Regions from separate parts of the Homo sapiens genome. Here region 2 is linked to region 1. A link is a loop called in an ENCODE intact Hi-C map of the cell type or tissue named here. Cell type or tissue: GM12878. All regions are shown on one strand. Links, peaks and the distances in the headings refer to the core of each region. The heading gives the core; the rest is flanking DNA. Region 1 has its middle 89 kb from the start of MDFIC. Region 2 has its middle 110 kb from the start of MIR3666.

Region 1 (15,812 bases), core at 4,782-12,781:
TCCTTCACTAGGTGGCAGGAGAGAGAGAGCGCAGGGGAAACTGTCACTTTTAAACCATCAGATCTCGTGAGAACTCCCTCACTATCACAAGAACAGCATGGTGAAAACCACCCCCATGATCCAATCACCTCCCACCACGTCCTTCCCTTGACATGTGGGGATTACAATTCAAGATGAGATTTGGGTGGAGACACAGAGCCAAACCACATCAAAAGCCTAACATATATAACTAGACTAAAAATGAAATAAAGTTCTTCAAGGTTTGGAAAGAGATTAGAAGCACAAGCAGTGAATAAAGCTGACACCACAGGCCTGCTGAGTTAGAAGTGGGCAGTGGCAGCCTGGAAGTACATGGATTGGCAGTCCATATGAGATGAGGTCTTAAGCCAGGCTTTCTGTTGGCTGAGGTGAGGCTCTTCTGCATTTGAAAGGAGCTCAAGAAAACTGTTGCCATTATCTTCCTGGGGCTTCACCTTACGGAATGTCACACATACAGGGTTGAAAGAGGAGGGGCCATGGGGTGAAACATTCCTATATGCTCATGTCTAGAAAATGAACTCAGTTGTTTCATAGCTTGGTGGCTGGATCTGTTATAGTTACTGCTTCTTAACAAGGAAATAGTCACAAATTTCCACTGTAAACCCAATTGTGAACTGAGGATGAGGTGAAGAAAGACTAGGAGAAATTACAAAATTCCTACTCTGGATAGGGTGAAGAAAGATGGAGAGAGAAAGAGAAAGAGAAGGAGAAAGAGAGAGAGAGAGAGAGAGAAAATCAAACTAAATCCAACCAATTTTTTTCCATTCAAATCAACCAAAATAAAATTACAAAACAGACAAAGAAAGCTACACTAAAAAAGAATAAAACAAACACAGCTGGGTGTAGTGGTTCACACCTGTAATCCCAGCACTTTGGGAGGCCGAGGTGGGCGGATCACCTGAGGTCAGGAGTTCAAGACCAGCCTGGCCAACATGGTGAAACCCTATCTCTACTAAAAATACAAAAAACTAGCTGGGGGTGGTGGCAGGCGCCTGTAATCCCAGCTACTGGGGAGACTGAAACAGGAGAATTGCTTGAACCTGGGAGGTGGAGGTTGCAGTGAGCCGAGATCGTGTCATTGCACTCCAGCCTGGGCAACAAGAGTGAAACTCCATCAAAAAAAAAAAAAAAAAAAAAAATTGAAGCACAAATTCACTTCATATAAAGAGAATATAATGAAAAATCTCAAAGTCTTTTTAAGTTGATTATATAGGCAGTGGCCAAAGAAACAAAAGAAGGTTTAATACTATATAAACAGTAGTAGAAGTTAAGAAAGGGAAACAAATAGAAATGAAACAGAAACAGATACTTATGAGAAAAATAAATCTTGGAAATAAAAAATACAACTATTGAAATAAAAAGTAAATGAATAAGGTAAACTGTAGGCTGGATACAATCAAGGGGGAATTGATAAATTGAAATGCATTAATAATAAATTCATGACCAAACAAGACAGAGAGAAAAATAACATGAAATCTCACTTCAGAGCCATGGAGAATAGAAAAAAAAGGTTTGATAGGCAATTCAGAGGAAAAGAATGAAAAGACCAACAGTTACATCATATTTGAAGCTAAATAGATAAAAAAATTTCAGATATGAAAAAAACTGAAACCTGAGATCAAAATTTCACTTCACATGTTAATCAGAAGAAGAAACAGGAAAAAACAAAACACATCTATACCTAGATATGTTGTGGTTAAACAACATAATGCCAAAAATAAAGAGAAAAACTTTAAGATGATAAAAAAAAACAGATGATTTACAAAATATAACAGTTAAACTGACAGCAACAATGGCAAAAATAGGACCAGAAATAGCAAAATAGTATTTTCAAGATAGTTGTTAATTAGAATTTTATACCCAACTCAACTATTATTTAAAACTGAGGGATAAATAAAATTATTTTGTGTCTGTAAATACTTTACGTCCACACACATTCTCCAAATCAGCTGCTAAAAATATACTCATAGGAAAAACATTACATACAAAAAACAACAATGAAGTGGATCGTAGATCTGACGTAAAATGCAAAACTGTAACAGTCCTAGAAATAACACAGGAGAAAATCCAGGTGACCTTGAGCTTTGTGATAACTTTCTAGATACAACACTAAAGGCATGGTCCATAAAAGAAATAATTGACAAGTTGGACATCATTACAATGAGAAACTTCTCCTTGGAAAAAGACTCTGTCAAGGGAATGAGAAGGCAAGCCACAAACTAAGAGAAAATCTTAGTAAAAGACATATCTAATAAAGGACTGTTATGCAAAATGTGAAAAGAATTCTTAAAGTTCAACATTAAGAAAATGAACAAACCAATAAAAGATGAGCAAAAGGTCTGAAAAGAAACCTCACCAAACAGAAATATAGATGACAAATAAGTATATGAAAAGATGCTCCATGTCATATGTCACTAGGGAAATGCAAATTAAGCACACATATTAGAATGGCCAAAATCCGAAATGCTGTGAACACTCATGCTAGAATATGGAGCAACAGGAGCTCCCCTTCATTGCTGGTGGGAATGCAAAATGGTACAGCCAATTTGTAGTACATTTTGATAGTTTGTTATGAAACTAAACATACTCTTACCCTAGGATCCAGCAATCATACTTCTTTGGAATTTACCCAAATAAATTGAAAACTTATGTCTGTATGGGAACTTGGACACAGATGTTTCAAGAAGCCTTATCATAATTGCCAAAACTCACAAGCAATCAAGATGTCCTCCCAAAGGTGAATGAATAAATAAAGTGTTACATCCAGAAAATAGGGTATTATTCAGCACTAAAAAGAAAAGAGTTACCAAACCATGGAAAAAAAAAGAAGGAAACTTCAATGCATATTACGAAGGGATTGAAGCCAATCGGAACAGTTACATACAGTATAGTTCCAGTTATATGACATTCCACTAAAGGCAAAACTATGGAGGCACTAAAAAGGATTAGTTGTTTTCAGGGTTTAGAGGAAGGAAAGGATAAATAGAGCACTGAGAATTTTTGGAGCAGTGAAACTGTTCTGTATGATACGATAATGTCATACATTTGTCAAAACTATAGCATGTATAACACCAAGGGTAAATCCTAATGTAAACTGTGAATTTTGGGTGATAATGATGTGTCAATTTAGGTTCATAGATTGTAACAAATATACCATTTTGCTGTGGAAAGTTGATAATGGGGGAGGCTGCATGTGTGGGGGCAGAACGTACACATGAACTCTATACTTTCTGCTCAACTTTACTATGCACATAAAATTGCTCTAAAAAATAAAGTCTATTACAAAAGTATAAACATTGCAAAAATAGGTAACAAAATTTAATTAACTTGTGGCTATTAAAATAATCACCAATTTTTGCATTAAAAATGATAAAAATAAATACAAATGTACACTGCAAAAACAAACAGAAAGTGTTTATTGCACTGTTAATGCAAGCTAAATTTCTTGTTATGTTCAGGAAGAGGACTGAAATTCTGAAGAACATTAAGAAGTTTTAGGAAAATTCAGAGTTAAGCATGTTTTAGTACTTAAACATTTTTGTTTAAATTTTATAGATATCTGCCTGAATGTGATACATTTCTTCTAAATCTGTACAGGGAAAAAGTGAAAAACTCTATCAATACAACAGAAAAGAAGAAAAGCAAAAGCAAAGAAAAATAATGATTGCTAGAAAACACAAAATAAATTGTTAAAAAAGTGCCAAATATATGGTATCATACTATACATAAATGTATTGAACTTATGTAATATAATACAGAGAATATCATATTAAATATAGAGACTATAGAGACTTGTTTAGAACAAAGTGAGAGAAAAGGGAGAGGGAAGAAAAAAGATATATTAGTCAAATACAAACTAAAAGGAAGCAAATATAACAATGTTAATATTTGACAAAATGGAATTTAAGACAAAAAGCATTTGTAGGGACACTACATCATAATAAAGAATCCATCCATCAAAAATATAATACTCATAAACCTCTATGCTTTTAACTACATAGTGTTACAAAAGTTGTAAATAAAAACTATTAAAATCACAAAGTTAAAATTAACATACACATAATCATAAAAGCTTATGTCAAATGTAAAATAAGCATATGTCAAAACCATAGAATGTATAACACTAAGAGTAAATCCTAATGTAAACTGTGAATTTTAGGTGATAATGATGGGTCAATGTAGGTTAATAGACTGTAACAAATGTACCACTTTTCTGTGGAAAGTTAATAATGGGGGAGGCTGCATGTGTGGGGGCAGTAAGTACACAGGAACTCTCTACTCCCTTTCTATATGCAGAACGTAGAAGATATAGCTAACAAAATTACAAACTTTAACTAATATATATAATTAGAAATCTGTACTAAACAAATAAATACGTTTTTCATAAAGAAGATGTCAACATATTTCAAAGGATTGATAATAGACAGACTTATGTTCTTAAATTAGAAAATCAGAGTGAAAGATATTAAAAATTTAAAAAGATTCACATATGTTGGGGAGCTTAAAAAAACTCCCCAATAATTTATAATGTAACTAACTTGAGTAGTTGAGAAAACATCATCAAAAACATCAAAATAAAATATAAAATTATAAAAATCATGCTCACAAGAATATCACTGTATTGCCATATTCCTCAAATTAATCTGTCATTTGTAATAAAATCCAATTAGCATTTTTAATGGAACTTGAAAATCTGATCCTAAAATTCACATGGAAGAAAAAAAGTACAAAGTAATTTTGAAGAAAACAAAAAGGGCAATTACCTTTTGAGGTATCATGATATTATACCTCTACAATAATTAAAAGAGGGTAGTATTGGCTCATCGATATTAAAACAGACCAGTGTCTATAGACAGATCAGAAATAGACCTAGAATATATATCACGTATGAAGGAAGTGACATTATATATAATTGTTGGTAAATGAGTTATTCAATAAAATATGATCAGATTCACGTTGGAAAAAAAGAGATTTCCTACCTTGTACCACAAAGTAAGTTTCCTCTATTGAAAAATTTACTGTGAAATTCTCAAGAGAAAATAAACTATATTATTGAAATTGGAGTAAGAAACACATTTCTTGTAACAGGGACACAAAATCATAAACCATATAGAAAATTATTGATAAAATCTATTCATTGATAAGTAAAATTTCTATATAACAAAAGACATGAAAAGCAAAGTTAAAATTCAAAACTGGAAAAAAGATATTTGAAGATAAAACTGGGAGATGTGTGTGTGTGTGTGTGTGTGTGTGTGTGTGTTTGTGTTGTGTGTATCTGAAAAAATGAATATCCACAATATTTAAAATATTTACATAATATAAAACAAAAGACAACTGAATGAAAAACAAACAGAAGTTAACCATTCTAAAGGTTATTACAGAAACACAAATTTAAAACAACTGTGAAATATAATTTCATACCCAACAGGTAGAAAACAATAGAAAATCTGACAATATTGAATGTTGTTCAAGATGAGGACTGAACTCTGACCTTTTTCTTCTGGTCCAAATTCCTGTCGAAGGGGCTGGGGAGTCACTTTGTACAAACCATAAAATTTCATCAGATAAGTTTTATTTAACCCTATATAACATGGCTTACTTTCCAACCTGACTCTGATGTAATATCACGTGACAGATAAAGAAGGTAATCAAAATATTTCACCCCCAAATACGTTTTTTGTCTTCTTTTAAAATGTCCTGCAAAACTGTTCTTGTTGGGAAAAATTGGTTCTGTAAAGAATCTCTGCTAACATAACTAGATCTCTCCCGCTTCTAGGCCCTCCCAATTCTGAAGAGATTAACTGGGAGTCTAGCCCCTTTTAGAGGAAGAATAGGAAATATTTGCCATCTGTTGTCTCTAATGGCTGCCACTGATAAGGCTTCATGTACATAATAAGAACCCTGGTCTGCACAATCCCTTATCTTGACCCAGACACTCATTTCTATTGATTCCAGGCCTTTAGATAATAACTTTCAAATAACTGCCAATTAGAAAATCTTTGAATCCATGTATGAACCTATGACCTATAAACTCCCTATCCTTTTGAGTTGTTCCACCTTTCTGAACCAATGCATGCCCCACATATTTTATTTGATGTCTTATGACTCTCTTAAATGTATAAAACCTGCCTGTAGCCTGATCACCTTGGGCACATGTTCCCAGGATATCCTGGGTGCTGTGTTACAGGTCATAGTCCTCACATTTGACTCAGAATAAATCCCTTCAAATATTTTACATAGTTCAACTCTTTTCATCAACAAAGATAAGGAGAAATAAAAATTCTCAAACCATTTTGGAGAGTAATTTGGCAATAGCTAGTAAATGTGAAGACACACATATCCTCTGATCCTACATTTCTGTATCTTGTGCTAGATTGTTGTCATTACATTTATTTTAATAGTGAAAATGTGGCAATAACCTAAGTATGTTTAACAGCATTAATATGTGAACCCCAAAGTATCTGAGACAGGTCTTAATCGATTTAGAAAGTTTATTTCGCCAAAGTTAAGGATGCACCCGAGACCTAGCCTCAGGAGGTCCTGATGACATCTGCCCAAGGTGGTTAGGGTACAGCTTGCTTTTGTACATTTTAGGGAGATATAATATATTAATCAATACATGTACAATGTACATTGGTTCAACCTGGAAGGGTGGGACAACTAGAATTGGGAGGGGCTTCCAGGTCATAGGTAGATTTAAAATGGTTTTGATTGGTAATTTGTTGAAAGAGTTATCATCAAGATAGGAATGTCTGGGTTATAATAAAGAGTTGTGGAGACCAAGGTTTTATCATGCAGATGAAGCCTACAAGTAGAAGGCTTTAGAGAAAATACATTGTACATGTTCCTTATCAAATTTAAGGTCTGTGTTGATATTAATGCTGGAGGTTATAATGAGGCTCGTCTGATCCCTCTTCCATCATAGCCTGAATTATTTTATCAGGTTAACTCTGGAATGCCCTTGGAAGAGAGGAGGGGTCCATTCAGATGGTTGAAGGAGAGGGGAGGGCTTAGAATTTTATTTTCGGTTTACAATATATTGTGGCGATTCATATGTGAAATAATATATAATGGTTAAATTTGTAAGTTAGAGCTACATATATGAAGTTGTTGATAAAATATTGAAAAATGTTCAGCAAACATGAAAATATATTGTAGAATGATGCATGTAGTAAGGTACCATTAATAAAGCTTTAAAACATGCAATATTGTAGACTTCATGGATTCATCCTTGAATAAAATTACAATGTTCACATAATTGCAAAAACAAAGGGAAATAGGATTGAATTGAGGCACATAGAAGGATTCACGTGCAGCTGTAATGTTTTTTAAAAATATCTGAAGCAAATATGGCTAAATGTCAAGTTTTGGTAAACATAGGTGTGAATAAAGAGAGTTTATTATCTTATGTGCCATATATTTCACATTTGAATAAAGAAAAGAGATTATTTCTACTTTTTCAGATGTAGTTATTAGCCCATGTTCATGACTCTTCTTTAATGCTTGTAGGTTTTCCCCTCTTTCATTTCCAGATTAAGAATCTGACTTATATCTAAACCCAGTGTAAGACCTGAAGAAGCACATGTGGTAAACCTGTTTCAATGCAGAAAGCACGTAGGGCAAATGATAGCATAACTACTTATCACATAATGTTGGAAATTTATAGTGCCAAATCCTAGGACAAAGAGTTTATGAAAGGAAAGGAAAAAAGTGCATGAGAGAAAATAATAAAACAAAGGAGCCAACTCTTTATCAATGTAATAATAAAGGCACAGCCTTTCCACACATTTGCCGTTTCCCCTCAAAGGACACGTTGCTCAGATCATAATTTCATAAGCTGTTTCAGATATTCAAATTCACTTTCAAGAAGGCCTACATACACAGACGAGTTTTTGCAGTTGTTTTATTTGTAATTAACAGTAAACTCCAAAGTTGTAAGTTAGTCATAACATAGCTTCCTACATGGAGTTTCAGGTTTTGCCTATGTAAGTCAGAAATACCCAGATGAGAACACTAAGTTCTGTTATAGTCCAACTTACTGATTCATCTCTTTTCTTTGGTGATTTGCAAACTGGGATTATGAAACTTTTCTTTCTTTCTTTCTTTCTTTCTTTCTTTCTTTCTTTCTTTCTTTCTTTCTTTCCTTCTTTCTTTCTTTCTCTCTTTCTTTTTCTTTTGACAGGATGTCACTCTGGACTGCAGTGGCAGGAGCACAGCTCATTGCAGCTTTGACTTTCCTGGCTCAAGTAATCCTTCTGCCTCAGTATCCTGAGTAGCTGGGGCCACAGGCATGCACCACCATACCCAGCTAATTTTTATTTTTAGTATAGATGAGGTTTCACTATGTTGCTCAGGCTGGTCTTGAACTCTTGGGCTCAAGCCATCCTCCTGCCTCAACCTCCCAAAATGTTAGGATTATAGGTGTGAGCCACATTGCCTGGGCTCTCTGGCTTATTTTTAATCCAAACCAGTCATTTTATGATTCACAATTTGTGAGAAGGTGAAAATAATAACTTCAGATGCATATGTTAGGTCAGTGCTTCTCAAATTTTAGGCTGCAACCCATTAGTGGTTTGGGACAAATTAGTAGTTGTGAAAGAAATTAGTGGATTGCAACCAGAATTTCTAAAAATAAAAAAAAGAAAAGAAAAAAATAGAGAATATCCAAATGCATAGCACATTATAAGGATACATAATGGTATTATTCCAGATACATATATAGCTGAAATACAATGTAAAATATATTCCTTACTGTGGCCCACAATCAAATTTTAAAAGTCAATGTAGTGGGGGGATTAACTGGATCTAGTTGGGACATCAGACTCTCTTTCAAACTGATAAAATAAAGAGCATACCCTCAGATCAAAGAGTTGTTATTCTTTGAAAATACTAAAATTGTCATTGACTCATGAGAAATCTCAATAGGGAACTGGCGGAGATTTTTTATCTGTTAGAATTTCTACCTCCTCTCCTATTGCCAAAAAGAAACTGTCCTCAAATGGCTGTCCTAATTGCTGACAGTGTTATAATCTTTTTCAGAAGCTTAAATTGTTATTATTTTTTCCTTCTCAATTTTAGTATGTTGAATGGAGAAAAATTGGTCAAGTCAGTTATTTGTATAATATGAGGAAAAGAACACTCAAATGGGTTTTTAGTTTTTTTTATTAATTATTTTGATTTCTTGGACACCTCGTTTAAATGTTTACCATAACCACCAAAATAATAATCTAAAATATTCATAATAAATAACACTTTTGACTACTTATGTACCAAGAGCTTTATTATTTCCCATTCTAGCTAGATCGCTAAGTATCATTCCAGGAAGGCATTCAAAATATGATTCCCAGCCCTCTCCCTGTACCCTATGATCCAGATCCATGTCTGGTATGGGGCCCAAAAACTTATTATTTAGAAAGCATGCTAGGTGATTGTCATTCTCAGACAAGTTTGTGGGAAAACTACCTTGTATCTTTTTACCCTCACAAAAAAGCTCTTGGAAGTAGATTTTATTATCCTCATTTTACAGGTGAGGAAAACGGAACCTTGCATAGATTAGGCAATCTGCCTCAAGTTACCCAGAGAGAAAATGTTGAAGCAGGAATCTACATGCAAGAATCTCATAGAGACTCCAACTCTCACCACAGACTGCAACCAGGTAAGTAGTTTGGCCACGTTTGGGCAATTTGCACTGTTCAATGATTATGCAAGTCCCCTTTCCCAGTCTAACTTTCCTAAAACCCCAAGCCCTGCCCCCTGGACAAGAATGCTGTGTCCCCATCAGTCTCTCTTCCTTCTCTTTTCCTCAGCTCTTCTTGTGATGTAAGAGCTTGTTATGAAGCAGAGGATTCCATCTACTCCTTAAAAAGTAGGATGACCCCTTTAAAGTCCTCAAAATGGTGTTGCTGCAGGTAATCTTTTTGCAATCTGGAGGGTTGCCTGTAACTATGGTTTCAGAAATACATCATCTTTCAGAGAAAGCAACCTCCCTACAGTGCGGCTTTACAGCTGTGAACAGCAGCTATGCTTTGACTGTTAAACTTTCTTAGATATTATTGATAGCCAGTGCTTCTCAAGGCATTAATAAAACCTGGAGACAAGAAGGAAACACTGAGGGTAAGTGACCATCTTTGTTATCATTATTGAAGAATTGTTGCCATAAAACATACAACATGTGAAATGCAAGGTTTCAAATCTGTATAGTGTTTAGTATATTCACAATGTTGTGCAAACTTAACCTCTATCTAGTTCTAAAACATTTTCATCAACTCCACAGGAGACTCTCTGCTTATTAAGCAGTTGTTCCCTGTCCTCCCAGTCCCTGGCAATTCTAATGGGTTTGCCTATTCTGAATATTTCATATGAATGGAATCATATAATATGTGAACTTCTGTGTCTGGCTTCTTCACTTAGCATGTTTTCAAGTTTCATACACATCGTAGTATATTTCAGAACTTCATTCCTTCTAATGGCTGAATACTCTTTCATTGTGTGGTTAAGCTACAATTTGTTTAACCATACCCATTCATCTGTTGATGGAAATTTGGGTTGTTTCCAACTTTTGGCTATTGTGAATAGTGCTGCTGTGAACATTTGTGTGCAAATATTTGTTTGAATACCTGTTTTTAATTCTTTTGGATATATACTTAACAGTGGAATTGCTGGGTCAAATGGAAATTCTGTAATTAACTTCTTAAGGAATCACTAAACTGTTTTCTATAGCCACTGCTCCATTTTACATTCATACAAGCAGTGTATGAGGGGTTCCAATTTCTCCACATTTTTGCTAACATAACATTTGTCTTCCCTTCTTTTTTATTTTCTCTTTCTCCCTCCCTCTCTCTTTCCTTCCTTTCTCTCTCCCTCCCTCTCTCCCTCCTGATTCCAGCTTTTCTAGTGGGTTTGAAAGAGTATCTCATTGTGCTTTGGTTCACATTTCCCTAATGGCTAATAATGTACATGTTTTCATGTACTTGTTGGCCATTTGTATATATTTTCTTTGAAGAAATGTTACTTCAAGTCTGCAGTGTAACTCTTGGATCCTCTTTTCACACTGAGGCCTCTCTTGCCTTGTCTTCCCCACATGCAGTAAAGATGGTGATGATGATAGCTGCCAAAAGCCAGGCACAAGGCTAAATACTTTAGATGCATTATCTCGTTTAATTCTTTCGTGTTTATCTCCATTTTAAAGATAAGGAAACTGAGGCACAGAGAGGTTAAGTTGAACGTGGGTCATTAAAAATCAAGAGGTGGAGACTGATTTCAAAGCCTGTTCTTTCTGATTTGAAAAGTTCCATGCTCTTAACCTCTGCCTAAGGGGTCTGTAGACTAACTTGTATTGCATACATGGACCAGAAAATTGTGTTTTTACTGTATACCATCTTATACATTTTTAATAATAAGTTTAAGTGGCTGAGAAGGATGTAATTTTCTACATATTATAAATATTATAATTTAAAAATGTAACTGTTAGATTATGCTTTTAAATGTTTCCAAGGGAATCTAAATGCCATGGTGATATGTTACCCAGAACCATTAATTTAAAAAAACTCATGAACAATCCCTTCTTTTTTTTGCTCAAAATTGTACATTTATTATACTACTACCCTAGAATATTATCATAATATAACATTTTTCATGCTTGAAAGTCTTTTATTGATCATCCTCTCATACTTTCTGTATCAAAAATGTGAATATAAATTAAAATTGAACTTTAAATAATTTATTTCAACTATAAAGCTCTGAGGGTTAAACATTCCTTTTGATTGAGTTGTTATTATATTATTAGTAATAGTCAATTGATAAAATAAAAAAATTACAGAGTTTGATAAATTATCACTAACTCTAACAAGTAGATTTGTATTGGAAATGTACCTTTTTAGTAGAATGGATGGAGTGTTATGCTACCTTGATTAAAGGGACTCTATGCATAACAATTTTTCAACTTGTCCCTTGCTTGACAGCCTAGATCATTATTGCAATAGAGAAATGCAACATAGCAAATTTGTGATAGGTAAAAGGAATGCCTTTCTTTTTTTTTTTTTTTTGATAACTTGGAGGAGTTAATTTTTTAAAAGTTAGTAGGAAAGGAAATGTTGCTAGTGTGCAGCCTTCACCACACACAGAAATGTTCTTAAACAGGTCAAGTTTAGAATAGATTACATCGAGAAATAATGGATCTGGACATTGATTCTCTTAGGAGGATTCATACCTCTGACTCTTTGGAGGAGCCTTCTGTATTCCCAGGGTTTTGCATACCCCAGTTGGAAGATCACTACCTTGTACTATTCTAGTAAGTGAGTGGCCAAGACTCTAGCCCCTTCCCACCAGTGTACTCCATAAAAAAAAAATGGCCACTTAAAAGTATGCCTACAGCCTGCTAAGTATTTTGCGTATGTGATATTGTTTAATTATTGGAACAACTCTGCAAGGTAGGATTATGCTCACTATACAGAAAAAGTAATTTGTTTGGATCACAGAAATTATAAGCGGTTGAGCAAAATTTTGAATTTATTCTGTTTCTTCTCTTTTCCTCCCTTCTTTATTGGGCTTGTATCAATTAGAAGCAATGCAACTCAGTCCGGGCGCGGTGGCTCACGCCTATAATCCCAGCACTTTGGGAGGCCGAGGCGGGCGGATCATGAGGTCAGCAGATCCAGACCATCCTGGCTAACACGGTGAAACCCCGTCTCTACTAAAAATACAAAAAAAATGAGCCGGGTGTGGCGGTGGGCTCTTCTAGTCCCAGCTACTCCGGAGGCTGAGGCAGGAGAATGGCGTGACTCTGGAAGGCGGAGCTTGCAGTGAGCCAAGATCGCGCCACTGCACTCCAGCCTGGGCGACAGAGTGAGACTCTGTCTCAAAAAAAAAAAAAAAAAAAAAAAAAAAAGAAGCAATGCAATTCAATCCAATTAATTCTTCTCTGAATTTGTCTTCCTTTTCCAAACTTTTACAATATTATTACTTTGCATTTTTTTTAACTCTAAGGATAACAAAGAGCTCAACTTACACCTATTTATAATTAGTAGACTATGAGGAGGACAATTTTTTGAGTAGAGAAGATTTCTCATATCCACCTTTTACCTCCTTGAACAATAGCAGAACAAGGGTGGACAAAGTTGCACCCAGTTTTAAGAGTTCAGAACTGGGAACCCCGAGCTCAGATCTTTCTGTTGTAAGGTTGTTACTCAGATTTTACAGAGAGGAGATAGTTGTCTATGGTTAGGGCTATAGCATAGTTTCATTTCTCACACTATCAAGAAATCCGATTTTAAAAAATATAAGACTATATAATTTATTCATGGGTTATAAGGTAATGTTAGGTTTAGCCATTATTCTATAAATAGAGCAATAAAAGCACAGACCAACACCTTTCACTTACCCTGCAAGTAAGTTCATGGCCAGATTTATCTGGTGTACTGAGCAGAAAGCCATTTTCTATCACATAATGAAAATATTTGGAAAACCACTAGAGCAATGAGAGTTATAGAACTCCTAAAACTGTAATTGTCTTATTCCATTATTAGAGTGGAAAGTATTTGGAAATGTTTTAGTTTCCAAGTAAATGGCATAGTATCATTATCATTTTCAGATTACTAATTGATTGTCCTACCTCTTTTCTTTGAAGAGTAGGGCATGATGACAAAAAAAAAAAGGTTAAAACAAGAGGAAAGTCAAACATAAAAAGAAGTTTTTAAGGGAATATTTTGCTTTCAGTATTAGTATTTTTTTAGGTTACATGATCATAAATGAAACGTGTTTAAATTACATAGAATGACAAAATCTTTATAGTAGAAAGATACTTGAATGTTTCCCTTCAAAAAAATCTTAGATGATTTTTTTAAAAGAAACAAGCAGAGAATGAGCCCCTCTGCCTGGTAAAAACAAAACCCAAATTGAAAAAACTTTAGAGGAAACTTTCGAGTTTTTTAAAGGTTCATTTTTTCAGACATTTCTGGCATTTCTTCCTTCTCTCTTCTGTTTTTTGCCTCTTAGGTAATTTCACTGCTTGTTAGAAGCTTTATTACAAAGCAGATAGACTTAAAACAATGAGAATATGAAACCAACTGTCCTACTATTCAGCATATTCTAGGAACAGGATCAAGGGAAAGGTAGAGAATGAGGTCAATGGGTTTGAGTAGATTTTCATATCTGAATTATCTGGATGCTGTTTTTCCAGATAATACAAATTTAATTATGGCTCACTAAATATTCAACAATAAGTATGGAAAAGCTCAGGAAAAAGATTGAGGCATATTCATGAGGCAAGAAAACTCAGTTGAACACACAAAAAGAGAATAAAAATAGCTCAGCATTAGCTTTTATTCAGGAAAAATCCACTTCGTAGATTGAAAGAAGGATAAACATTGGCAGACAAATTGGTCCATCTTAGGAGCAGTTTTACAAGATAAATGAATGCTTGTTTCTTTTAATCCAAGAACTATGGTGCAACCTGACAAATCCTAGGCACAGTGTATCAAACAGCCACAACAGGTTCCTTGGAGAGCTCACAAATGACATTTCTTCACATGCAACTTGATAAGTATAATTCCCAATTTCCAACTTTTCCTGTATTGCTTCATATCTAATCTAATTCTTTTTTCAAGAATTGTTCTATGCCTCTTAATATATTGTTGGGAATTTGCTTTTAGGCTCTTGGGTAACAGGGGGAAAATGAATTGCAATCTAGTGGAATCTTGACAATATAACCATTACATTGTGCATGCCACAGCCAACAAGGAAAGTAAAGATGAAGAGAGCAGCATTTGATTCTGGTAAATTGTTCCCTTCACAATTTTGCTTTTGTAAAATAAATACAGTACATGAAATAGCAGTCTAAGGATAATCTGCTAGTTGTTTTATTCAATGAAAAGCAGAAGTAAATCATTCAATTTTGGAAGAGCTTGACATTACTGTGAGCATCATTTGCAAGAAGAGGCAATTATTGTTATTTTTCAAACAATTATTTGATACATTTAATAAATTATACTTACCAGACAACACTTATAAAATGTAGCCCTGTCATTAGGCAAAATACACAACTCTTATGGTTAGGAAATGACTGCTTTCTCCTTTCTAAATTCGGAACAATTACTGATAAAAAATTAATTTTAGCTTTTGAAATGATGACTTGTTATGGTTGTCAAGCCTTAATTATGTGCATATTACCTAGAAAGATGTGTAGGTACAGTTCAACAAAAAAGGAAGTAATCTTGACATGAACGCACAGCCCAGTGAATATTACAAAATAGCTCGCTATTTGCCCTATGAAGCTACAAACTCTGTATAGGCCTCCTGAAGCCCATTTTCTTTCCAATATACCTTCTCCTAGCCTTCTAGGAGACATTTTACTTGGTCTTTTCATGTTGTCTGCCCTTAGCTTTACGTCCTAAGTATCCAGAAAGGCATATAGCAAGGTCTTGCATCATTCTCTCAGCTCCGTATTGGAAGTGTTGCAGTAGATTGTACTTATTCTTTGCAGGAGAAGGTTTAAGTCTTACCAATTATTAAAAGGAAACAATTCTGAAACATTTAGAGAGTTTTCTTGCTAAAATTGACCAAATCTCAGAGCACAACCTCTGAGTTCACACATAAGTCTGTCTCTTTACTGATTTAATCACATGTAGTAAGGTCAAAGAAAGAAAATGGGAGAAGAAAGAAAATCTCATCTTGCCACATTACCCATACACAACATAATATTTTGAGTATTTATTTAACAGCACATTTGCAAACTTAACTGCTACTTTAAAATACCTTTTAAAATTTCACACATA
Region 2 (15,812 bases), core at 4,351-12,350, 67 kb before region 1:
CAGTTCTCTGTCATTTGAGTTTTTTGTCATCAGAGTTATTTGTCATTTGCTGTCATCAAATTTTTTTCTTCCCTAGCACTGGCACTACGTAACTTACGTATCTGCTTAACACAATGCCTGGCACAAACTGAGCACTAAATTAATAGGTGTTAAAGGACTAAAGAAATGATAAATGAGAGAAAAGATGAACTAGTCACCTAGTGCTCAGATTTAGTCTATATTGCTGCAGATGTTTTCCTGAAATATCTAGATGAATTCACAGGAAAAGCTTTCATTCATTCATTTTAATTTTCTTGAGCATTTGTTCTGCATATGGTACATTTCAGCATCACAGGAAATGAGATGAATTGGACATGGACTTTGTTCTAAGAGTTCTTAATATAAATCAGCATTTCCCTTTTTCAAGGTTAATTGCTGTTTGGTCAAAGCATGAATGGACGCTTGAAAGTGGAACTGTGCTAACATTTCAATAATTATATTTATACCACCACACACCAAATTTTAGGCCAAATCCAGGGAGTATTTCTCATTCTTTGTGCCACTTACTTCCCAACTTCTCATCCTCAGAAAACGTTTAACAAACCCTGTCAACTTACCTCCAAAATATATTTTGAATCCATCTATTGAATCCATCTGATTCCCCTGCAACGACTCAGGCAAGGCGACTTTCCTTCTTGTGTCTCTACTGGCCTCCCTGCTTCCTCTTGGCTCCCCTATGTTCTGTTTGCCACAAGACAGCCAGAGAGGTCTTTTAAAGGCATGATTCAGTTTATGCCACTTGCCCGCTTATTGTTTAAATGTCTTCCCCCTGCACTTAAAATCAAATGCAAACTGTCTCTCTGAGCAGCCATGCCCTTCCTTAATTGCCTTGCCTAATACTGTGAAAAAATATCATCCCTGCTGTAGACAATTACTGCCAGCCACAACCCATGCTTATGCCTGTGCCAGGGTGTTCCTCTACACCCTGAATGCTTCCCCACATCATTTCATGGGTAGCTGCTTCTTTTCATTCAGGTCAGAACTCACAGTCCAGCTCTTCAGAGGGCCTTCTCTAAAGTAGCCACTTTGCAGGTTCTCATTAACATATCACCCTTTTGGATTTCCTTCAGAGCACTTATCACTATCTGAAAATATCCAGTTTATTTAGAAATAAATTCTGCTCCCCTCATCTCCCACTGGAACTTTATGAGGACTGGATCTTGGCCAGCTTATTTGCTCATGCAACCCAGTGACTAAACAGTGCCTGGTACAGGGTGTGTGCTCAATAAATATTTGTTGAATGAATGAATGAGAAAGTGAATGAATAGACAGGCTTCACTTCATGGAAATGGTGAGCAGGTGCTTCTTGGCTGGGGCTTGATCTTCAGTTGTAACAATGGCGCTTCTTCTAAATGAATCCCATCTTGCCATTAAGCCCCACTACAAGTCCCTCCAGCTCCATGAAACCTTTCCCAATAACCCAGTACACCCTCATCCCTTTTTCTGAATCATTACATATAATTTTATTGTATTACCCAGGTTACTTTTGAGAGTGAAAGTAGGCACTATTATTATTTGTGCAGAGCCAACAGGCATAAACTAGAAAGTGTCCTGGAAAAACTGGGATGTATGGTCACCCTATCTATATGCCACTTCCTCATTCCTTAATTTATATAAACTTTGACTGCAGTTTTTCAGAGGTATGCAATCTTTTCCCTTATTAGAACTTAAATACTTAGTCATATTTAATTGCACTTAGCACACAACTGAGCTCCCAAGAGTTGCTAATGAAATGCTTATTGTTACTCTGTTCAGTCGGTATCAAACACCTCTTTTTCTCTGTGCTGCTTATTATCGAATTCACTTCTTTGAGGGAAATTGTTTTAAAAGGGAGTGGTTCTTTTATGCATCAAACTGGGTCTGATGTCTAAGCAGGTATTTTCTCATTCTTGTAAACGCAGGAAGAAACTCTAGGCTGTAAGTTGCCTGTAAACTTTTGTATATGGTTCTTACTGCACTGCCAGTACATTATACTTCATTTGGCTGGAATACTGTCCTCCCCATCTACTCCCTCCCCATCTTCCTCTGACTAATTTCCATAAGCTCCTCAGACCTCAGCTTCAATTGTCCCTTCCTCCTCAACATGTGGTTAAGTGTCACTACCCAGAGCTCCACAGTACACACTGTACTGCCCCACTGGGCCATATCACACTCGGTTATATGGAAACTGTCTGTTTCCTTTCTGCCTCCCCATGGGATGGAGGTAAGTTCTTTAAGAGAAATTACCCTGTCTCTTTAATTCACCTTTCTGTCCCTTAGGCTTAGTACAATGCCTGTCTCATAATACATTTAAAAAACTTGTTGAATAAATAAATGAATGAAGACATTTGCCTATGTTTGGTTACTGGTGCAATAAGAGGAAAATGGATCTGAATATTATTTTATCAGATAATTTCACATAGCAAAAGATTATTTTTAAAAATACCTTAGTCCAAGCTTTGAGCTAATTATCCAGTTCAGCAACTGCAACTGTGACTCTAGTCAATGGACCTCATGCACATAAGCCAAGTCTTTTCAGAAAATGTAGTGCTAAGGATTTATTACTATTTTTTACTATTGGTTGAAAAGAAACTCTCCACCATGTCCATTTAACTACCCAAGTTGTAACGTTAATAACGTTAAAGTGGCAGGACTGCAGTTAAAGTAGACCTGTAGGAATTTATTCATAAACTGTTTTTTTTTTTTTTTTTTGGTGTGTTGTAGCAGGTAGTTGTAGTAATTTGGCTATCTGATACTCCATAAAACATTATTTTAAGATGAATCTAGATATAAGGCCAGTCACTCTCACTTCTTAATCATGCGTAAAGAAATACAGTGATAAAAATTTATTTGGTAGTACTTTGAAAAACAATCAAATTTTTAAAAAGTGAAAATACCTCTGAAGATCTTGCTAATACTTTCAAAAAGCAAAATCTCATAGGAAATGAGTTAATGTGTTAGAATTTGAATTTTTCTATACATTTCTTCTATGATTTTGGAAACTTTTAAGAGCATTTTGTAATAAAAGAATAGTCCTAGCTATTAGATAATATATATTGAATGATTTTAACTTCTCTGTTTTTATAATGGATCTGAAAAGCTGATACTGGGCTTACTAAAAATCAGGCAGACCCAAAGTAAGTGTCATATCCTTCAGTCTCTATACAGTATAGTAACAAGAATCATTATGATTTCTTCTAGTAAGAGCTAACACTTTTAGAGAAATTGTATGCCAGGCACTTTTGTAATTGTTTTTACACGTTTTGACTATTTTAAGCCACAGCCAACCACATAGGGTAAGTAATATTATGACCATACAAAGATATCAAATCACAAAGAAATTAAATAACTTTGCCAAGATAAATTGTAGAAGTGAGGTTAATATCCAGGCAGTCTGACTCCAGAATCCATGTTCTTAATGACTTCACAAGTATACAGAATCTGATCATGTGCACTTTACCCTTTTGTATGAAAACCTAATTCCTGGTTTTATCTTGTCTAGTCTATACTCTTATTTTCCCTTCTTAATGATGTCATCACCAAAGGAGAGGAAGAGAGACGGAAAAGAAGAGGAGACAGTTTGGTCGTAATGTGTATATTTCAGCATCCCATATTGTATTTTTTAGAGATCCAGACAGTATATAAATATGTAAAAACTTAGATAAACAGGTTTCCAGGATCCACCTGTGTCTCTCTGAGTTTGGTTCACAGAAGAATGAGTAGAAGAATTCAGCTAAAAAAATGGTACCACGAAAAGGGTGGAGAACACCAGAACGAAAGTGAATGAGACTTGTCAGTATGTTATGCACATTTCAAGACCAGGAAGACCTTTGGGTTAGATCAATTGAATTTTAAAAGCTGTAGCTAGACTGAAGAGGAGAGAATTGGCTAGCTAGGGTGTGTGGGTCCATCTCCTCCTCCTTGGGCCACCTGAAAGTTGATGTGATTGGCTATGCAGGCTCTTTTGTGGTTCCATACGAAATTTAAAGTACTTTTTTTCTAATTCTGTGAAGAAAGTCAATGGTAGCTTGATGGGAATAGCATTGAATCTGTAAATTGCTTTGGGCGGTATGGCCATTTTCACAATAATGATTCGTCCTATCCACGAGCATGGATTTTTTTTCCATTTGTTTGTGTCCTCCCTTATTTCCTTGAGCAGTGGTTTGTAGCTCTCCTTGAAAAGGCCCTTCATGTTCCTTTTAAGTTGTATTCCTAGGTATTTGATTCTCTTTGCAGCAATTGTGAATTGGATTTCACTGATGATTTGGCTCTCTGCTTGTCTATTATTGGTGTATAGGAATGCTTGTGATTTTTGCACATTGATTTTGTATCCTGAAACTTAGTTGAAGTTGCTTATCAGCTTAAGGAGTTTTTGGGCTGAGATGATGGGGTTGTCTAAATATACAATCACGTCATCTGCAAACGGAGACAATTTGACTTCCTCTCTTCCTGTTTGAATACACTTTATTTTTTTTTCTTGCCAGAACTTCCAGTAATATGTTGAATAGGAGTGATGAGATAGGGCATCCTTGTCTTGTGCCAGTTTTCAAACAGAATGCTACCAGGTACCAAAACAGATATGTAGACCAATGTAACCAAACAGAGACCTCAGAAATAACACCACACATCTACAACCACCTGATCTTCAACACACCTGACAAAAATAAGTAACGGGAAAAGGATTCCCTATTTAATAAGTGGTGCTGTGAAAACTGGCTAGCCATATGCAGAAAACAGAAACTGGACCCCTTCCTTACACCTTTTACAAAAATTAACTCGAGATGGTTTAAAGACTTAAATGTAAAACCCAAAACCATAAAAACCCTAGAAGAAAACCTAGGCAATACCATTCAGGACGTAGGCAAAGACTTCATGATGAAAACACCAAAAGCAACTGCAATAAAAGCCAAAATTGACAAATGGAATCTAATTAAACAAAAGAGCTTCTGCACAGCAAAATAAACTATCTTCAGAGTGAACAGGCAACCTACAGAATGGGAGAAAAATTTTGCAATATACCTACCTGACAAAGGGCTAGTATCCAGAATCTACAAGGAACTTAAACAAATTTACAAGAAAAAAAAACAAACAACCCCATCAAAATGTGGGCAAAGTATATAAACAGACACTTCTCAAAAGAAGACATTTATGTGGCCAACAAACATGTCAAAAAAGCTCATCATTACGGGTCATTAGAGAAATGCAAATTAAAACCACAATGAGATATCATTTCATGCCAGTTAGAATGGTGATTATTAAAAAGTCAGGAAACAACAGATGCTGGTGAGACTGTGGAGAAATAGAAATGCTTTTACACTGTTGTTGGGAGTGTAAATTAGTTCAACCATCGTGGAAGACAGTGTGGCAATTCCTCAAGGATCTAGAACCAGAAATACCATTTGGCCCAGCAATCCCATTACTGGGTATATACCCAAAGGATTATAAGTCATTCTCCTATAAAGACACATGATCACCTATGTTTATTGCAGCACTATTTACGATAGCAAAGACTGTGGAACCAACTCAAATGCCCATTAGTGATAGACTGGATAAAGAAAATGTGGCACATATACACCATGGATTACTATGCAGCCATAAAAAAAGAATGAGTTCGTGTCCTTTGCAGGGACATAGATGACACTGGAAGCCATTATTCTCAGCAAACTAACACAGGAACAGAAATCCAAACACCACATGTTCTCACTCATGAGTGGCAGTTGAACAATCAGAACACATGGACATAGGGAGGGGAACATCATGCACTGGGACCTGTCGGGGGGTGGGGGGCAAAGGGAGGGAGAGCATTAGGACAAATACCTAATGCATGTGGGGCTTAAAACCTAGATGATGGGTTGATAGGTGCAGCAAACCACCATGGCACATGTATACTTATGTAACAAACCTGCCTGTTCTGCACATGTATCCCAAACTTAAAGTAAAATAGAAAAAAAAAAATGAAAGACTCCACTTAAACTCATCAGGAAATGAGCTGGGCACAGTGACTCATATCTGTAGTCCAGTCAGTTTGGGCAGCTGAGGCAGGAGGACCACTGGAGCCCAGGAGTTTGAGACCAGCTTGGGCAACATAGGGAGACCCTGTCTCTACAAAACACTAAAAGTTTAGCTGACAGGGGTGGCGCTTTCCAGCTACTCTGGAGGTGGAGGTGGGAGGGTTGCTTGAGCCTGGGAGTTCAAGGCAGCAGTGAGCCATGATTGTGCCACTGCATTCCAGCTGGGTGACAGAGAGAGAGATCCTGTCTCAAAATGAAAATAAAAGTAAAGTAATCAGGGAATGAAAGCACCATTCCCTCTTGCTTTCTGCCCTTGTCTTTCTCCCTGCCCTTTCACCTTTGTAAAGTGGTGGCAGTAGTTTAAGCCAATAGATCACCTATAGGGCCTGGGCCATTGTGTTATCTTCTCTATGAAATGTTCTTTCCCTTCATTCATCACCTGCCATCAAGCCTGGGTGTTCTTTCTCCAGTGCACCGCCATATTGGAGAGGGCCTGCACTTTATTGTTTATCTGGCCAGGGGGCCAGGCTTCTTACTGCCTCTGTCACTTCTTAGATCCCGAAGTGAACTCAGCAAATTCTCCGAGCCTTGGTTTCCTCAGGCCATGCTCCTGCCTCAGCCTCCCGAGTAGCTGGGACTACAGGCACCTGCCACCACGACCAGCTAATTTTTTGTATTTTTAGTAGAGACTGGGTTTCACTGTTTTAGCCAGGAGCAATTTATTTTCTAGAACTGTGTCACATGGACACCTTGAGCTGCAAGAGAGGCTGAGGAAGTGAGCACCTGGTCAGAGGATGGGATTACCTTGATAGATTTCTACCAATCAAAATTCAGGGCATAGAGCTGGGCATGATGCCACCTGAAAGACACTTGGTGTTCTTTGAGCAAGGCAGGTGACCAACTGAGTCGCTCTACATAAGCAGCTGAGACTAACACAGTTGGAATGCAAAACAGACATCATTTCATAAATGATCAAAAGGAAGTTTGAGACTTGCTCAAATTTGTATAGAGAGGTACAAGATGAGGCTCCAACCCCAAATCCCTTGGTCTACAACACTGGTGATTTTCCCACTGAGTGCCTCAGAGTTTCTACAAAATTTGTATCAGAATATTATTTTAAACATGTGTTTAAAAATGTGGTTAAAAATATGGTACTCATGTAATTTTCTCATAAATTGGAATTTGACAAAATGCAATCCCTAGTATAAAACTGTGTTAGTCTGTGCTGTCAGTTGGCTTGGTTTTTGCTGTTGTTGCTTTTCCAACTTGAAGAAAAGAGTCTCCTGCCATCTCTATTGAATCATGAAGTCTCCTGGGATTGCTAGGAAGGATATTAAAAATGATTCATAACCGTTTATCCATATTAATTTGGATTTTCTCAATACCAGACAACCACTACAAAATAATCAATTGGGTGTTGACAGTGATATAAGACTGCAGCAGCTCCAAGCAAATTTGAAATAATCTCTAATTTGAAATTGTCATGTGTATCTGAACAGCTGCATTATTCTAACTGACTGACTTAATATCTCTGTGGGCCCTGCTACCTCTCCAGCCGCACGCGCTGGCTCTCGCTGCCCCAGAAGCCTCTGCTGAACGGTGAGAACACCTTTTTTGCCTCAGGAATTTTTGTACATGCTATTCCCTCTAGCAAACATTCCTCCTTTAGATAGATTCAGCTCATTCTTGATATCCCAGTTAAAAGGTAATTCCTTCTCTGACCTCTCAGATTAGGCTAGTGCCCTGGGTTTCACACTCCCTTTTGTACACTGGAGATTTTATAATTATTTCATCCATTGCTGTCATTCCATCTGAGCTAAAGACTGTCTAAGGGCAGCAATCATGGATGCCCCCCTCACTATAGCCCTCAGCTTCTAGTACCATGGAAAGCCCATGAAAGTAATCAATTATGTTTGAAGAAATAAATGTAACATGAAAAAATAAATTTGGATTTAGATGTAATATTGGCAAAGAGTAGATATGAAGGATGTAAAATTTCTGATAGTAAAGAAAAACATTTAATTGAAGGATGACATACAGTGAAGTAAACAAGTGCACTAATTTTAAGTGTACAAAATCAATGCACCTTTCTGTATGCGTACATTTGGTTAAGCACCATCCTGATGAAATATAGAACACTTTTAGTGACTTTCCCCTATGGCATTCCCAGTCATACCCCTTCCCTACTTTCTCACTACCATAAGTAACCACTATTCCGATTCCATAACCATTGATTAGTTTTTGCCAGTCTTAAATTTCAAAGAAATAGAAATTATTCAGGATGTACTCTCTCATGTCTGGTTTCTTTCCTTCAACACAATAAGTTTGATCCATATTGTATGTACCAGTAGTTTATTTCTTTTTATTGTTTTACGGCACTCCAGTTATGAATATATAATAGCATAATGTATTCATTCTCTTATTGATGAATATTTGTTCTCTTCTTCCAGTTTTCAGCTGTAATAAAAAAAATACTACAATGAACACTCTTGGGCAGGTCTTTTCTGTTGGCACATGATTGTAAAAAGAGCTCTCTTTTATCCCAATCATCAAAAGGCAAAAATGAAACAAAATACACACAATCAACATACACTCTTATGATATTTAGGAGTAACCTGTCAATTCTCAACAAACCAAAAAGAAATCAGAATAGCATTAGATGTTTTTGAAGAAATGAAAGAACATCCTACTTGATGACTGAACCAGAACATAGATAGCATCCTGTTACAGATGGAAAAACTTGAAAATCTAGTGAAATGGAAAACTCAGTAGATATGGTGGTGTACCTAACAAAAACTTGTCCGCAGAAAGATACAAACAGAAGTGTTTACAGCAGTTTATTCAATTTTAGCCCTAATCTGGAAAAAAAAAAGACAAAATAACGCCAGAAATCCTTAAAATATTCTGAGCATTTCATTTATTTGGGGGAATATAGAAAGATTCAGCTATCTTATGAATGTACCCACAATTCTTAGGTTCCAATAATTGTCTGCATTTATATAGAGCTTTACAATGACAAATTTTCCATACATCACATAGGTAATGAGTGGGAGAACAGGAACTCAAATGGGGGACTTGTGAGGCTAACTTCTGTGTGTTTCCCTATCACATCCTGATTACACCTCATCAGGAAAAGCTACACTCAACATGATTACTTATAACAACGTGTATTTAATTTTTAATATTTTTAAAGCTGTGTCTTATACTTTGGAGGATTTTTCTAATTAGAAATAATTAGTTACATATGCATTCTGATCTACCCTTGTCAGTGGGTATCAAACTCTTCTATCTCATACCTTGTCAATCACCCTATCAAAGAGCTTGTACCCTATTGTGAGAGACACATTGGAGCTTCATCCTGACTGTCAATACACATTCTGTTATTACAGTTTTCATTCAGGGTAAATTCCACAAATTAAAAGAAAAAAAGTTTCTTCCTAGAAGACTTCTCAGAGCTTTTAAAATGGCAATGTGTCTGGTAACTGTATGAAGAGCTAGCTAGACTCTTCTGTACTTCCTAATGGTATCCCATTAAGAGTGCTTAGAAATTTCTCGAAAAAACAAAATTTGGGAAACTCCTTTCTAGACTTGTGCTTTCTTTGTTACCTTTTGAAAGCTTAACTTTCAACTATTCTCTCAATGCTTTGTTAATGGATGATGGAAATACCAGCAATAAATGATACTAATGGATGACAATGGACCCATGTATTGTACCCCTTTCCAGACAGAAGATTTGCCTCTTGACAGGAGTTATCAGGACTAAACTCTGACTAATGTTGTAAGCTTAGGCACTGTGCTGGTAGAAGAGAAGTATCTGATGTGGTGGGTTGGGGAGTTTAGGTAAGAGCCTGAGCTGCCTAAAAGTAGTCTGGCTTGGGGAGCCTTTCTAAATCCAAATAAATATGCTCAGTGAGAAAAATGGTGATAAACACTAACTTGACTCACTAAAAATATCAGTTCTGTTATGTCGTCTTGAGAGGCAGCACACAACATTTACCTTTTCATCTACCTTCACTATAAAAACCAACATTTTTAAGATCTATATCTTGATGGGCATACTCAGCAGGGAAAATTGCTTTCCACACAGCAAGTCTGTAAAAATCTTTTTTTTCTTTTCTTTTCTTTTTTTTTTTTGCTAAGCTTTTAGTCCAGATTGCTTGGCTGACAGAATTCATCTGCAAATAATTTTGTTTATTTTTACCAGCCATGAAAAATCACACTATAGTCTGCCTATCATTGGACGTTTGGAGTAATATCCATTTTGGTAAAACCTATTACTTTTTTGTTTTTTACTAACTTCTCCCCTCTACAATGGTGTGCAATGATTTATTCTATTTGTGTCAGCAAGAGCTGAACTGTGTGTTTTTAAAAAATTCCAATTTGGTTTAATTACATATGCTAATTCTATATTTGTATATATTTTAAGTGCATTCATTATTCCTTCCTTAATTTATACTAAAAATGATTTGTTATTCCAAATGCTTTTAATTCTAGATATAGTGGAAAAGGAAGAAAAATACTCAACCATTAAAAATTAAATAATTATTAATTTATTTTAAAAGATACACTAAAGTTTAACAATCTGGGCATTTGGATATAGAGTGATTTTTAAAATACATTTTCAATACACTTGTGTGTATCTTGATTTCTACAAAAAGAAGATATTGGATTGATCAAAAATATCAAAAATTGTCTAAAATATTTTATATTTGTAGTTATTTTGACATCTGTTCCACCTGTATAAGTTTTGATTTTGTAAAACGAAATATACTGAGAAAGATGAACCAGTGTATGTAAATTACATGAGGTTGGGGTTAGTTCTATCCTCCTGTTTTATGAGACTAATTATTTCACCCAGTGTGATTGGCACTATTAACAGCAAGTTTAACAGTCTGGACACAGACTGTTTAGGATTAAAGTCTGGTTCCTTCATTTATTGGCTCCCTAACTTTGAATCAGTTATTTAGTCTCTTTGGCTTTCAGTTTCCTCATCTATAAAATTAGGAACTGTCTCATATGGCTGCTCTGAGGATTCATTTAGGTTAATATGTGTGAAGCACTAAGAACACTTGCTCTACATAGTAAAAGTACATTATCTTGCCATCATCAGTTATCATCACTATCACCATCATCATCATCATCATCATCATCACGATGTAAAGAATGTAATAGAAAAACTGATCCAATTATGTGACTAGACAATTTACAGACTGGGAAACTTAAGAGGAAAAATGTGGAGAGATGTTAGTCTTTATTACTAATACTCAAAGTTATAAATACATAAGCAATTGCCATTTCTCGTGCATACAGTTGGTGATAATTTAAAACTCTGAGGTCAGAAAATTCCAGAAAACAGGAATTCTCATATACTATTGATGGGAGAATAAACTGGCGCAATCACTTTATGGTGTCCAATGAAACTGAAAATGCTCATAGTTTACAATCCAACAATTCAATTTCAAGGTATATTTCCACTAGAGAAAACTCATACATATCCACAAAAAATTATGTATAAGGATATTTATTACAGCCCTTTTTTTGAAGGAAAAAGGAAATAATTTATATGTCCATTAATAGGGACATAGATAAATAAATATATCTATATCATGGAATATATACAGCAATTAAGAGAAATGAGGTAATTGTTTATATTGCAACAAGGATCTGTCTCAAAATCAATGCTAAGTGTCAAAGAGAAGTTGCAAAACTATATTTATGTGTTTGTGTGTGTACATATAATAGTATAATATTGTATATGTGAATTAAAATCCTCAGAAAACTTTACTATATATTAATCATAAATCATTTTTAAAATTTAAAGTTTAATTTTACAATTAATTGAAAATATACAAACAAAATTTATGATAGTGGTTGTTTAGGAAAAGGGAGAATTGGAAACGGGAAGAAAAAAAGGACTCTAAATTTAGTCTCTTTATTGAAATGAAAAGGCTTGATATATCTATACAAGTAAGGTTAATATGTGACCTTTGGTGGTGAGCATCTCTGCATTCATTGTACTTACATGTGAATGTTTTCGAATTTTAAAAATTTCTCAAAACATGTATATGTAAACTAATGTTACTAAAGTAGGAACTCTACAAATGTCAATTGATTGCTAAGAAGGGCAAGAAATAAATTTCAATTATAGATTAATAAAGGACATTGACATACTCTACTTTGCGAGCTCCTCTAGGTCGAAATCATGCTTTATTTATTTATATTTATTTATTGAGATGGATCTCATTCTGTCACCCAGGCTTGAATGCAGTGATGCGATATCGGCTCACTGCAACCTTCGCCTCCCGGGTTCAAGCTATTCTTCTGCCTCGGCCTCCCGTGTAGCTGGGATTACAAACATGCACCACCACACCCAGCTAATTTTTGTATTTTTAGTAGAGACAGGGTTTCACCATACTGGCAAGGCTGGTCTCGAACTCCTGACCTCAGGTGATCCACCCACTTTGGCCTTCCAAAATGCTGGGATTACAGGTGTGAGCCACCTTGCCTGACCACTTTATTTATAATTATATCTGTAGTGCTCACCTCAGCACATGGCATATAGTAAGTGCTCCTCCATTAAAATATCCTGAATAATAATTTATCCAAGACATTAAAAAGTTCACTCTCCTTAGTTATTAAATGAAAAAAATAATATTAAAACATGAAAGAACAATGAGGTATTTTAAATATGTTAGCAAAAATTAAAAATAACAATATTCAACATTAATGGAGTATAGGAAAACAACTAAACTCACAAATTCCTGACAGCAATTTAAAAAGGAAAGCATTTTGGCAATAAAATCAGTAATTTCCCATTCTTGGAAATTTATCCTAAAGAAATAATCCGAAGATGATGAGAAGGACTATATACATATATATTTACTGCAGGGTTATTTATGGTAGAAAATGGAAATCAGTGCAAATGTCCACTAACCACAAATGTCTAATTCAATTGTGGTATATCAATGTGTTAGAATATTATGCAGCTAATAAGACAATAATGATGAGGGCATGGTGACAATCTGGCTCATACCAATTTTTTGCTAGAATTTATTCATCTGGAAATTATAAATATATGAAGCAAAATTTATGAACTTATGCTAAGTGAAAAAAGTGGGAAAAAAAAGAATATATGTGGTCCTGATTAAACCTATGTAAAAGTTATGCATGTATATGCCCAAGATGAGAAGAGAAGGTTTGGAGAAAAGTATTTTTTTCTAATAGTTAAAAATCTATTTTATAGTGTTTTTAAAAAAGAAAAAAAAGAAAAGATATTCTATCTGTTGTTGGGATCAATTTCAAAGCATTTATTACACAATGACTACTGTAAAATCTAGTCATAACAAAATAATGATGCTCTTAGGTGACAACTCAGCATTTAATGTGGAAGATAAAAATGGGCAGAATAGCTCCTGGTTGTTATATTTATTTCGAAAAAAAATATGCCAACAAATCTTAGAAAGAAAAGTGTAGATAATTCCTCTATAATTAGATTAAGGCCTCGATATATCACAGAAATTTTAAATTGGCAATTTTAGCTGTTACCTATGCTTTCAGTGTAAATATTTGGTCGCATTTTTAGAAATGTGGAATTTAGGAATTTTATGAAAAATTTCCTACGTGGAATACCTCTCTTCATAGTAGTTTAATTTGTTCATTGAATTCTACAGAATAAAAGCATTTCTCACAAAGACCTGCTGTAATGAAATACCAAAAGTTTGGGATACATTAGCCAGTAGGACCAGAGAAAGCCATGTGTATGTGTGTGTGTGTGTGTGTGTGTGTGTGTGTGTGTGTCTGTGTGTATGTGTGTGTGTGTATGAATAAAAATGATTCTTTTGGCATGAATATGACAAATATGAAAATAATATTAAATTACATATGGAAAATGTTCTTATTAATGTATTGTTTGAGATTAGTAGAGAATTTTCATCTAGTATTAACCAAAGCAGAGAAATAAGAGAGAAAATGTATACTTTATACTTTAAATCTAAGAAATAGAGAGACCAATTGAGATTTTCAGAGGCTGTCATGCCTGGATGCTGTGTGTCATTTATACATTACCTGGGAGAGCACTGTGCGGCTGCATATTCTCAGCTGTTGAATGTGTTCTGCTCATTTTCCAGCAGAGAGGATGAGTTTAATGTTTTCTTGGCAATGTGTACTTTTTCACTTTTGCTGTTTCTGTTTGTCTGTCTACGTGCTTATTTATTGTTTGCATTTAGCTTGCCCTGCAAGTGGTTCTGAGAATTGTAAGGTGAATGGATAATACTTACAGAATAAATCTCTCTTTCTTCAGTTTTTATTCTGGGGTTTTTGGGGGATTCATTCTTTTCTTGAACTTGAAATTGTCTTTTTAAAAATTTTTTCTTTTTAAATTTTTTTTATTATACTTTAAGTTCTGGGGTACATGTGTACAACATGCAGGTTTGTTAGTTACATAGGTATACTTGTGCCATGTTGGTTTGCTGCACCCATCAGCTCGTCATTTACATTAGGCTTTTCTCCTAATGCTATCCCTCCCCCAACCCCTCATATAGGTTTCTTTTTTAGGTTTATGAACCTACTCTTAGACCCCAAATTTCTTCCCAAAGAAGTGAAATTCTAATGAATAACTCTGTCCATCACATTAAAAAATAACTCCTTTTCTTTATTTAAAAGATGATGCTAGTTTCAAGGTGTTGGGTAAATCGTGAAAGCTCTTTTCAGATGCATTGGTAAAATAAGAGAATTGGTTAACATAAGCCCAGTGGTTCAATCAGAGTTCCATGATTTTCAAAAACCTTTTACTTCACTAGCTTTTTAGAGAATAACTGCACAGTTAGATTAAACTCTGGGGGATGATGCTTGGTGAATAAATAGTTAGGAAACAATTGGAAAAGAGACAGGGGAAACAATCATAGCCCTGGCTACATCAATAGCCACAAACCATGTTAATGATTTTGGAGGGAAGCTCAGCAAAATGCTAATTTATTTAATAAATATTTAATAGTGTATGATTTCAATAAATAAATTAGTGTTTACACAGTAAAGAGTACAAATGTTTTGTGCATACATTCTTGACCCACTTCCATAGTTCTTCTTGTATATTTCCCAAATAATTATTTTTAAAAATGGACATCACAATATTTCTGCTCATAGCAGCTTATGATTGGTAGTTAAATCTATAAAATAATCCAATCGTTTATCCCTCTTATCTTGAGAATGTTTAATCAACTTTGATATTTGCTTTAAATTAGCACTGTCAAATGTACATTTGTATAAAATCTCCCAAATCATGAAAGATTTATAATTTGAAATGTATTTGGATTTTTCTCCAGTTAATCAGGTGGATAAAAATTAGGAGTACTGTAACTAGAACAATTAATTGAGTTGAGCTGAGTGTTATGAAAAATGAAAAAAATTTCATGGCGTGTTTTGGTTACATAAATGAAACTAAGCGCCTGTTCACTAACACAGAATTGGCGTGATGAGAGCTGCCTGTGTCCTTTTCAGGAGCCCAGGTTAATAATTGAAACATAGATCAGAAGAAGAGGGGTCAGGAGGTGCATTCTTGATATTAAGTCTATTGCTGGCCCTTTATGGGCTTGTGTAGGTTAATTAACTCTGGAAAGACTCAGTTGCCACTCCTGAGAAGTATAATGAAAAACAGTCACTTGCCATTCATTTCAGCAACTAGGTATGAATGCTGATGACAGTGGTGTGCAGTAGATGTAGCAAAGCCCTAGCTGCTGGGGGATGGAGACAGGCAGGGGAAAGCATGGTGCCAAAGTAGCACAAAGA

The links. A loop is a pair of places that touch in the nucleus more often than their neighbours do. Peaks named below come from ENCODE experiments on the same cell type or tissue, not always from the same donor. Only the 100,000 strongest peaks of a DNase experiment are listed, where the experiment ranks them.
Region 2: it touches region 1 in a loop (1.9-fold over the local background); 2 of 110 quality-filtered maps call a loop at or near these places.

The regions. Positions count from the first base shown.
Region 1 is chr7:114,825,479-114,841,290 of GRCh38, forward strand. No RefSeq gene overlaps it. Among named protein-coding and RNA genes, the nearest start is that of MDFIC, 89 kb to the right of the region's middle. RefSeq lists an enhancer at 1-647. In GM12878, for the core only: no CTCF peak of the experiment used is centred there; DNase peaks (open chromatin) are centred at 7,643 and 7,933; H3K4me3 peaks cover 370 bases; H3K27ac peaks cover 2,025 bases.
Region 2 is chr7:114,758,622-114,774,433 of GRCh38, forward strand. No RefSeq gene overlaps it. Among named protein-coding and RNA genes, the nearest start is that of MIR3666, 110 kb to the left of the region's middle. In GM12878, for the core only: no CTCF peak of the experiment used is centred there; no DNase peak of the experiment used is centred there.